Regions from separate parts of the Homo sapiens genome. Here region 1 is linked to region 2. Evidence: chromatin loops called from intact Hi-C (ENCODE). Cell type or tissue: Caco-2. All regions are shown on one strand. Links, peaks and the distances in the headings refer to the core of each region. The heading gives the core; the rest is flanking DNA. Region 1 has its middle 40 kb from the start of LINC01900. Region 2 holds the start of LOC124904259 (a long non-coding RNA gene).

What was found. Hi-C counts contacts between places; a loop is a spot of excess contacts. Peaks named below come from ENCODE experiments on the same cell type or tissue, not always from the same donor. Only the 100,000 strongest peaks of a DNase experiment are listed, where the experiment ranks them.
Region 1: it touches region 2 in a loop (8-fold over the local background); 7 of 110 quality-filtered maps call a loop at or near these places.

The regions. Positions count from the first base shown.
Region 1 is chr18:22,017,908-22,023,366 of GRCh38, forward strand. No RefSeq gene overlaps it. Among named protein-coding and RNA genes, the nearest start is that of LINC01900, 40 kb to the left of the region's middle. In Caco-2, for the core only: no CTCF peak of the experiment used is centred there; DNase peaks (open chromatin) are centred at 677, 2,444, 2,764 and 3,994.
Region 2 is chr18:22,081,742-22,086,994 of GRCh38, forward strand. It overlaps LOC124904259 (a long non-coding RNA gene), which reads left to right and starts at 3,068. Exons shown (of 2, transcript XR_007066304.1): 1 at 3,068-3,170. RefSeq lists an enhancer at 2,807-3,101. In Caco-2, for the core only: no CTCF peak of the experiment used is centred there; a DNase peak (open chromatin) is centred at 3,070; H3K4me3 peaks cover 278 bases.

The DNA.
Region 1 (5,459 bases), core at 252-5,251, 64 kb before region 2:
ACTCTGTCTCAAAAAATAAAAAAATAAAAAAAAAGTATGGATTTCAGCTGGCTGTGGTGGCTCAAGCCTGTACTCTCAACACTTTGAAAGGCCGAGGTCACCTGAGGTCAGGAGTTCGAGACCAATCTGGCCAACATGATGAAACCCCATCTCTTCTAAAAATGCAAAAAAAAATTAGCTGGGTGTGGGGGCATGCATCTGTAATCCCAGCTACTGGGGAGGCTGAGGCAGAAGAATCATTTGAACCCAGGAGGTGGAGGTTGCAGTGGATCTGAAATTGTGCCACTGCACTCCAGCCTGGGTGACAGAGCAAGACTCCATCTAAAAAAAAAAAAAAATCTTTGAATTTCTCCCCCTGCCTCCTTCCTGCCTCTTCCTTCCTCCCAGATCTCAAATCCTAGTGATCAAATTACTCATACCCCTCAGTTCTTCATTGTTTGTGTAAGGCCTCTGTCTTCACATTGGTGAAGCATGGTAGTGGAGACAAAAGAAACCAAACAAACTAACAAACAAATCAATATCTCATTACAGAAACCAACACTATGAAACCAATGAACTTGATGCTGTGCAAGAGAGCAAAGGGGGTGGGTTGGGGAAGTATTTAGATAGGACAGCCAGGGAGGGCCTCTCTGAAGAAATACCATTGACCTTCAGACTTGAAAAGGAGTTGGCCCTTTGAAAGAGGAAGAAAGCATGTTTGAAGAACAGAGAGGAAGCCAGTGAGGCTGGAGTGTAGTTGACAGGGAAGAGTGTGGCTCCGACGAGCCTGTGGAGAGGTGGGCAGGGGCTCAGCTACACAGGGGCTTTTAAGGCCGCTGAGAACTTGAGCTTTTATCTGAAGTGCAATGGAAAGCCACTGGCAGTGGTGGTGGGGTGGTGGGTAGGGTGGTTAAGTGGGGGAGTGACATTGCTTCTATAGTCATAGTTTTAAAAGTATCCCTGCACATGAGGCATGCAAAGCACATTGCGGGGTGCAGGTAAGAGTTGAAGTCAGGGAAACAGGGGGGATCTTGCAGCAGTTCAGGTGGGAGATGATGGTAGCTCTGACTGAGCAGGGGTGAAGCAGTGAAGATGGGGAGAAATGGATGCAGTCGGGATTTATTTTGTACTTTATTTTTTTAATTTTTAATTTTATTAATTTATTTTTATTTGTAAAGATGGGGTCTCACTATGTTGCCCAGGCTGCTCTTGAACTCCTGATCTCAAGTGATCCTCCCAAAGTGCTGGCCTCAGCCTCTCAAAGTACTGGGATTATAGGCGTGAGCCACCGCAGCTGGCAAGGATTTATTTTGGAGGTAGACCAAGCAGGATTTGGGATGGACTGGATGTGAGGAGTGAGGGAGAGGAACAGAGGAATTTATAGACAGCATGCATGTGAACCTGTAATCATCTCCCCAGACCCCTGCAACTAACATCTGAGATATTGGTTTCTTTACACTGTACTCTGAGACGGCTGTCCTAGCGTAGCATCCACATGCATCTGTGCTGAGGGGGTGGCGGCTCTCTGAAGTTCTTAGACAGGAAGTGGGATTTTTGAAAAGAGGCCTACACTTGTTTCAGGCCATTTCTCCCAGGTTGTGGGAAAAAAAAGTGACAATAGTTAAAATGAAGATGATAATTAATAATAACAATTATAGCTAACACTTGCTGAGCTCTTATTATGAGCCGGGCACCCACAGCCACGCTATGAGAGGCCAAGTATCTTGCCCTAAGTCACACGGGTAGCAAGGCGACAAGGCAGGACAGCCCCCAGGTGGCCTGGCCCTAGAATCTGCTGTTTTTACCACCGTGCTATTAAGCTGGCTCTGAATGTAGGCAGATGCCCTTTGTTGGGCATTGCCATCCAGCATACTTTTTGGATGCAGAACCAGTAAGGTGTAGTTCAGGTACAAGCAGCGTTTGAGAAAGAGTTTAGGATTTTAGAACCTTCGTTTTTTTTTATGGAGTTTCGCTCTGTCACCCAGGCTGGAGTACAGTGGCACGATCTCGGCTCACTGGAACCTCCACCTCCTGGGTTCAAGCAATTCTCCTGCCTCAGCCTCCTGAGTAGCTGGGACTAGAGTTGCGCACTACCACTTATTAGAGACAGGGCTTCATCATGTTGGCCAGGCTGGTCTCGAACTCCTGACCCCAAGCCGTCCACCCGCCTTGGTCTCCCAAATTGTTGGGATTACAGGTGTGAGCCACTGCTCCCGGCCCTAGAACCAAAACAACCATCATGCTAACACCAAGCAAACAATAAAAACTTGAAAATGTGAAAAGGGCCTATGCTGGCCAGGCCTAAGAAGTGAGGATGTCTGTGACAGGCCTGAGGTCACCACTGGCTCTTCTTGAGCTGGGTAGGTCACTTAGCCCATCGCTGTAACTTTGGCTCGGGCACTTCTCCTGCCTGGGACTGAGAGGAGTCAGCTCCTAAACCTCCTCGCTGGGAGCTAATGATTAACTGGCTCTATCTCTGCCCCTCCTGCGCCTTCCTCTCTACCCATACTCAGACACAGGACAGTCTGGGCCACCACCAACCTTGGACACCACCAATCTATGGCAAGGCTATACGTTTTTAATTACAAGGAGATACCTTTATCTCTGGCCAGATGTTTTCTCCATTAATTTACACCTTCTCTTATCTTTTGCATCTATTGTCTCCCTGTGACGAACGTCCATCCAGCATGTGCCTGTGCTGCCACTGCCTCTGCAGGCCCCTGTCCCTCGGCTGACCCCTCGGGGGCCTCATTTATCTCCCTGCTGGCCCTCCTTATGCCTGACCCTGTCCAGGCTCGCTTTGATCTGTCCCTTGCTCCTCTCTGCCTTCACCTAGAGTTCTCCTTTCTCCTTTTCAGGCAACGTCCCTGCCCATTCCAGGAATTCTCCTGACTCCAGGGCATGGTGTTTCTGGGAGCTGGGCCTCTTTGTCCCTCCAAGAGGACAGGAAAGCAAGCAGGGGAAGTGGCCGTTTGCATAGCCAGAGGAATGGGACTAGAGAAAACAGACAGGGCGGGTCTCCTGGGTTCCCAATCAAAGGAAAAGAGGGTCAGAGCAGGGAGGCAGGAGGCCAGGGGCTCTGCAGGGTTGGCTCTATTTAACTTACTCCTTCTGCAAGCAGTCACTTATGAGGTGCCTACTGTGTGCAAGGTGTGGCATGACGGGGCTGAGATACAAATTTGGAGACCTGGTCTGATGGCTGGCTAACCCCTCCCTGACCCTGGACACTGCAATGAGCTGAGGCCGGGGAAGAGACTTGGCCTTGGCAGGTGGAAAGCTGCCTGGGCACCCACGTGGTGGCCCTTGGTGGGGGCAACTGGAGCAGGAGGGAGTTGACATGTAAAGGAGCCAGCACCAGATGCCCGGCTCTGTCTGGTTAAGGCAGATGTTTTCTTTTCTGTTTTTCTTTTTGTTTGATACAGAGTCTTGCTTTGTCACCCAGGCTGGAGTGCAGTGGCGCAATCTCGGCTTACTGCAACCCCTACCTCCTGGATTCAAGCGATTCTCCTGCCTCAGCCTCCTGAGTAGCTGAGATTACAGGTGTGTGCCACCATGACTGGCTAATTTTTATATTTTTAGTAGAGACGGGGTTTCACTACGTTGACCAGGCTGGTCTCGAACTCCTGACCTCAAGTGATTCACCTGCCTCGGCCTCCCAAAGTGCTAGGATTACAGGTGTGAGCCACTGCACCCGGCCTGGGCCGACATTTTCTAACTTGGTTCTGACTTGGCCTGAGGTAGCCCTCCAACACTTCTGTTAACCTGCCTGTTTTCAGCCTGCTGCTAAGCATAACTGTTGAAACCCACAGAGATTTCTGTGTCTCCTTTTTTCTCTAGGTGTCTCTTCAGGCTGGAATTTCTCCCCAAAATGCTAGCACTGGGCTGGTCCTGGGCATTCTGCCATCTACAGCAAATAGAAAAGGAAAATGTGTCCTTACTGTCGCCACCAATGTTTGCTGTGGCCCTTGGGGGAAGGGTGGGCCCCAGCGGCTGCCGGACACACCTGCTGGATAGAGGGAGGAGTCCAGCGCTCAGGTGGGAGCCATCCAGGTGGCCTGGGAAGGCCAAGCGCCAGACCCCCTTGCTGGTGCATGAGGAAAGACAGGCACTACCAAGGCTTCCGAGGACTGCCAGGCAGCTTTGCACGGCATCCCAGGTCTCATTTGCAGGGAAAAAGCTTGAGAATAAAAAAACAAAAATCAAAACTGAACTCTGGAAAGATACATACACAATTGTCACCAGTGGATGCCTTAGAGGAGGTTGACGGAGTGGGTGGGAGGCGGTGCAGTCCTTTGAGAGGACTTTGGCTCTTGTTTTGTGTGAACAGGGGGACGTGGGGAGGTTTTGAGCAGAGGAGTACACTGTCTGTCTTGAATTAACTTTTTTCTTTTTCTTTCTTTTTTTTCTTTTCTTTTCTTTTTTTTTTCTTTTCTTTTTTTTTTTTTTTCCAAGGGAGACAGGGTCTCTCTCTATTGTCCAGGAGTGCAGTGGTGTGATCATGGCTCACTGCAGCCTCGAACTCCCGGGCTCAGGTGATCCTCCCATCTCAGCCTCCCAAGTAGCTGGGACTGCAGGCGTGCACCACCATGCTTGACTAGTTTTTGTATTTTTTGTAGGGATGAGGTTTTGCCTTGTTGCCCAGGCTGGTCTCGAAGTCCTGGGCTCAAGTGATCCGCCTGCCTTGGCCTCCCAAAGTGCTGGGATTACAGGCGTGAGCCACCGCGCCTGGCCTGATTTGACTTTTAAAAGAACTACTCTGGCTGTTGTTGGAGAACAGAGTGAGGGGGAGAGGGGTGGAAGTGGGAAGACCATTGCCCTAATGTAGGAGGGGGATGGTGGCACGGACCAGGCAATTCCCATGGCAGTGGTGGTGAGAAGGGGTCAGTTTCTGGGTGTGTGTATATATGTATATGACAGAGTCTTGCTCAGTCAGCCAGGCTGAAGTGCAGTGGTGCGATCATGGCTCACTGCAGCCTCGATCTGGGGTATATTTTAGGGAGTAGAGTTGACAGGCTTTTCTGATGAATGGGATGTGGCATGTGAAAGAAAAAGGGAAAGAAGTCGGGGATGACTCCAAGGACTTTGGCTTGAGCAACTGCAAGAATGGAGCTGCCATTTGCTGAGAAGACAAAGATGTGAAATCCTCTCCTTTGCCTGGCCTGTATTCCCTCCTGAATATACGGGAATAGAAGCCATGGAAGGAAAGGAGTTGCCTTGGGTGCCTGGCATCAGTCCTCCCACATTGTCAACAAACCATGTGGAAGGAATGGAAAAAAGGGAAAAAGAAAAGGAGAGCAAATATTTGCCTAAAGCTATCTGAGCAGCTCTTGGGCTTCCAAGGGCCAAGTGGTCTCTACAGTTTGGGAAAGTGGGTCAAAGAAGTGTTGGGGTCGTCACGAGTGCCATGATTCCTGTGGATTCTCATCTTGGCGTTTGGGGTCTCTAGCCTCATTTTTAAAGTTGTAAAGCTCTTATAATAA
Region 2 (5,253 bases), core at 246-5,245:
GAGGTTTCTGTGCCTTGAGGTTTTGCTCCCAACCCCTAGTCCTTTGTCTTAGTCAGTTTCAGCTGATTTAACAGAGTTATCCCATACACTGGGTGGCTTACAAACTACAGAAATTTATTTCTCACAGTTCTGGCCACTGGAAAATCTGAGATCAAGGTGCCAGCAGATTCGGGGTCTAGGGAGGGCCTGCTTCCTGGCCCACATCTGGCCGCCTTCTCACTGGATTCTCACATGGTAGGAAGTACTCTCTGGGCCCCTTTTCTTTTCTTTTTTTGTTGAGAGGGAGTCTTGCTCTGTCACCCAGGCTGGAGTGCGGTGGCGCGGCCTGGGCTCACTGCATCCTCTGCCTTCTGGTTTCAAGCGGTTCTCCTGCTGCAGCTGGGATTACAGGCGCCCGCCACCACGCCTGGCTGATTTTTTGTATTTTAGTACAGACCGAGTTTCACCGTGTTGCCCAGGTTGGTCTCGAGCTCCTGAGCTCAGGCAATCCGCCCCTCTCGGCCTCCCAAAGTGCTACGATTACAGGCGTTAGCCACTGCTCCCAGCCACTGGGCCCCTTTTGTAAGGGCACTGATCCCATTCATGACCAAATCACCTCCCAAAGGTCCCACTTCCTAATACCATCACATTGGGGATTAGGATTTCAACATACAAACTTTGGGGAGACACAAGCATTCAGTTCATTGCATTGCATTGCCCCAAGGTCTCACCGCCTCCATAGGAAAGCAATTGGCAAGCGGTTGTGTGGGGCGGTGCTGCGAAATGGCAAGTTTTCTCTGTGCGCAAGGCACAGGTCTACGGGCTCAGGCTCCGTTCCACAGTCAGACTTCTCCCTGCTCCACTTGGCTCTGTGGCTGCTGACAAGCTCTGTCCACTGGCACCAGCTCCGGCCTCAGAAGTTGTTAACGCTGTTGGGGTGTCCTTTATGAGAAGCGTGAGCTACCGCAGGCCCAGGAGGCCCAGTGGTCAATCAGCCGCGTTCTCCTTCCAGGGAGGGGATGCCCAGCCATGCTCCCTACTCCTTGCACGGACTGAATGCACCAATTCTTTCCTAGCTGCTCACCCATCAGCCCCCCAACCCATAGAGCTCTTGAAGGCAGTGATTGGGTCTTACCTATTTATTTGTTTGTTTTTATTTTGTTGTTATTGTTGGTTTTTGGGCTTTATTTATTATTATTATTTTTTTAGACAGAGTTTTACTCTGTTGCCCAGGCTGGAATGCAGTGGCTCAATCTCGGCTCACTGTAACCTCCGCCTCCTGGGTTCAAGCAATTCTCTTGCCTCGGCCTCCCGAGTAGCTGGGATTACAGGTGCATGCCACCATGCCCGGCTAATTTTTGTATTTTTAGTAGAGATGGGGTTTTGCCATGTTGGCCAGGCTGGTCTCAAACTCCTGACCTCAGGTGATCTGCCAGCCTCGGCCTCCCAAAGTGCTGGGATTACAGGCATAACCCACCACACCCGGGCCATAGGAGGTTTTAATTAGTACACCAGTTTGGTAGAAAATTTTGTATTTTTAGTAGAGATGGGGTTTCGCCATGTTGGTCAGCTTGGTCTCGAATTCCTGACTTCAAGTTATCTGCCCGCCTAGGCCTCCCAAAGTGCTGGGATTAGAGGCGTGAATCAGTGCGCCTGGCCTGTGTCTGATTTATTTCTGCATCCCTGTATTTAACCAAGGGTGAGTGTTTAAGAGATGTTTGTTGCATGAAGTGATGCTCAGTGGCCATTTGCATCTGTAAAAAACAAAACAAAACAAAACACTTGCCTTTCTTTCTTTCTTTTTTTTTTGAGATGGAGTTTTACTTTTGTTGCCCAGGCCGGAGTGCAGTGGCATGATCTCGGCTTATTTCAACCTCTGCTTCCCGGGTTCAAGTGATTCTCCTGCCTCAGCCTCAGCTGGGATTACAGGTGCCCACCACCATGCCTGGCTAAATTTTTGTATTTTTAGTAGAAACGAGGTTTCACCATGTTGGCCAGGCTGGTCTTGAACTCCTGACCTCAGGTGATCCACCCACCTCGGCCTTCCAAAGTGCTGGGATTACAGGCGTAAGCCACTGCGCCCGGTCAGCACTTGCCTTTCACATCAATCATTTTTAATGAAGCAGTCATTGAGCCCATCCTATGAGTGGGTGCCAGAGTAGTACTAGACATGCAGTCCCCACTCTCAAGGAACTTCCGGTTAACTAATATGACAAATAGAATTGGATAACTTAATCAAAGTGTGCTGACCAGTGCTGGCCTCACGGGGACTAGACCTTCATCTTCATCAGAGGCACATTGGGAAAAAACCAATGCATGAAAGTCATGTTGGATGTTGTGGCCATTGATAAAGTACAGTTAGCATTAGGTACAGTGCAGGTGAAAAATAATGGTTGGTCTAGCCATTCAGTGCCTAGTTGTGTTATATCCTTTGTGTATCTCAAAGCATTTTTTGTGCAGGGGAGAAAAAGACTCAGAGCTTTCAAATCAAAGAACTTGGCATCTCAGACAGTTTCCCAATGTCTCCCCTTGGTTATGAAGACAACTTCTTGTCTCCTGAGTCCTTCTCTGTTAACAATCTTCAAGAAATTGTCTAAACGAGTTGCCTGGGATGTGGGCGTGATGGCTTGGGGGGGTATGTGAGTTTATGTCCTCCTAAATGGACTGCCCTTGACAAGAGATGCATTGTGTGACACCAGCAGCTAAACTTGTAAAACGTGTTCGAAGCTCAAAATGTATCATGTTTTACCTGAGAAAATAAGCGATGGTATGACATGTGTTGGAGAAGGCACCCTGCTGCCTCTGCAAAATAGTACAGTGGAGAGCGAATTCTGTCCATGCCTTGCCAGCTTTCAGGAGGGAGATGCAGGCAGGGGGTTCTTTGTTTGCTCAGCACCTCACGCCAGGCCATGCCCGTGACAGCCCAAAACGCAACTGTGAATAGAAAGTCTATCACAAGGGTTCTCAAATACGAAAGTCGAGTTGGAACAAAGAGCAGGCACCAGCCAGTCTTCCTCTGTTAAAGATTATCCAACGCGTCACCTGGGTGCCAACGTTCCCATAAATCCCAGCAGCTATAAGCAGCTCTGTCTCACCTAGTGTAACTGAATGGCGTTGAAACCCTGCCGGGGACCTCGTGGCATTCCATGAAACGACCTCATCACAGGGGAATGAACTTTATCTTGAAGGCTGTAAGTGTGTTTGCTTGAAAGATGATTTACCACGCTCAACAATGACCAAATTTCCTAAATTAAACCTGATCCTCATGTTATAACTCTGAATTTCACAATCTCATCAAGAGGAATAGATCAGCTAGGGAAGTGTAAATCTCTCTGGGATGGCCTTTCAGTGAATCGGAAGGCTGATTCCCAGTTGGGCAGAAGCAAAGGCAGGAGGGTTTCACACTGGGGACAAGCAGAAAGCAGTGCCTGTCAGAGTAACAGGTTGAGGGAAGCTCCCTCCCAAACTCTGCTCCATCTTCCTCCCTCTAGGTCCTAATTTTTTGTCTGTTTTTCTTTTAGGAAGTGAGGCTTTCAAGGGTTCATGATTTGTGATAGAGAACATTAGCACCCCTTTCTCCCCCTTCTTTTTTTCTCACTTTGTTGCCCAGGCTGGAGTGTAGTGGCACGATCTTGGCTCACTGCAACCTCTGCCTCCCAGGTTCAAGCAATTCTCCTGCCTCAGCCTCCCAAGTAGCTGAGACTACAGGCACGCACCACCACACCCAGCTAATTTTTGTATTTTTAGTAGAGATGGGGTTTCATCATGTTGGCCAGGCTGGTCTTGAACTCCTGACCTCATGAACCACCTGCCTCGGCCTCCCAAAGTGCTGGGATTACAGATGTGAGCCACCATGCCCAGCCCCTCTTCTCCCTTTTCTAGGCCAGTAGGAGAAGCCACTCACTGTGGGCAGCAACTGCACGGACCTCTTAGAGTGGCCAGAGCCCTCCCCAGCTCCGTCTTCCTTACTCTCTTTGCTCAGTCCCCAGTGGCTTCCAAACATACAGCCTGGTTCTGAGAGGAGAACGGCCCACATCCCTTGCTGAAATTTCTCCCCTTTGCTCTAATTTCTCCAGGGCACTTACAATCCTGTTAAAGGATAGGGACTAATCCATGGAAACCATTTGGGAACACATAGAAGACAATAGAGTTCAAAAGAGGTCAGGAGGCAGGGTGCGACATATTCTGAAAGACTGTACAGAAGGTAATCTTTGAGACTCCAGCAGTGAGTATGGCTTGGACAGGTAAAGAGAAGGCATTTTAGATGAGGGACATGTCATGCCGTAGATAGATGGCAGGTACACGCTAGTTTTCTAGACCTCGATCTTTTGTGCTGTTTTGTTGAAACTTGTGCCAGAGCTGCGTGGTTTAAAAGTAAGGGTTGGGCACGGTGGCTCACTCCAATAATTCCAGCACTTTGGGAGGCCGAGGCCGGCAGATCACTTGAGTCCAGGAGTTTGAAACCAGCCTAGCCAACATAGTGGAACCCTGTCTTTACTAAAAATACAAAAAATTAGCCGGATCTGGTGGTGCATGCCTGTAATTCCAGCTACTCGAGAGGCTGAGAGAGGAGAATCGCTTGAACCTGGGAGGTGGAGGTTGCAGTGAGCCAAGATTGCACCACTGCACTCCAGCCTGGGTAACAGAGGGAGACTCTGTCTCGAAAAAATTTATATTTATATAATAAAATAAAAGGCCAGGTGCAGTGGCTCACGACTGTAATCCCAGCACTATGGAGGCGGGTGGATCACTTGAAGTTGGGAGTTTGAGACCAGCCTGACCAATGTGGAGAAACCCCATCTCTACTAAAAATATAAAATTAGCTGGGCGTGGTGGCGCATGCCTATAATCCCAGCTACTCTGGAGGCTGAGGCAGGAGAATCACTTGAATCCGGGAGGTGGAGGTTGCAGTGAGCTGAGATCGTGCCACTGCACTCCAGCCTGGGCAACAAGAGCAAAACTCCATCTCTAAATAAATAAATAAATAAATAGAAATAAAAGTAGTATCAGGCCAGGTGTGATGGCTCATGCCTGTAATTCCAACACTTTGGGAGGCCAAGGTGGGAGGATTGCTTGAGGCCGGGAGTTTGAGACCAGCCTGAGCAACATAGGGAGACCTCATCTCTACAAAATCAGCTGGGCATGGTGGTGCGCACCTGCTGTCCCAGCTACTCAGGAGGCTCAGGCAGGAAGATCCTTGAGCCCAGGAGTTTGAGGCTGCAGTGAGCTATGATTATGCCACTGCACACCAGCCTGGGCAACACAGCTGGACCC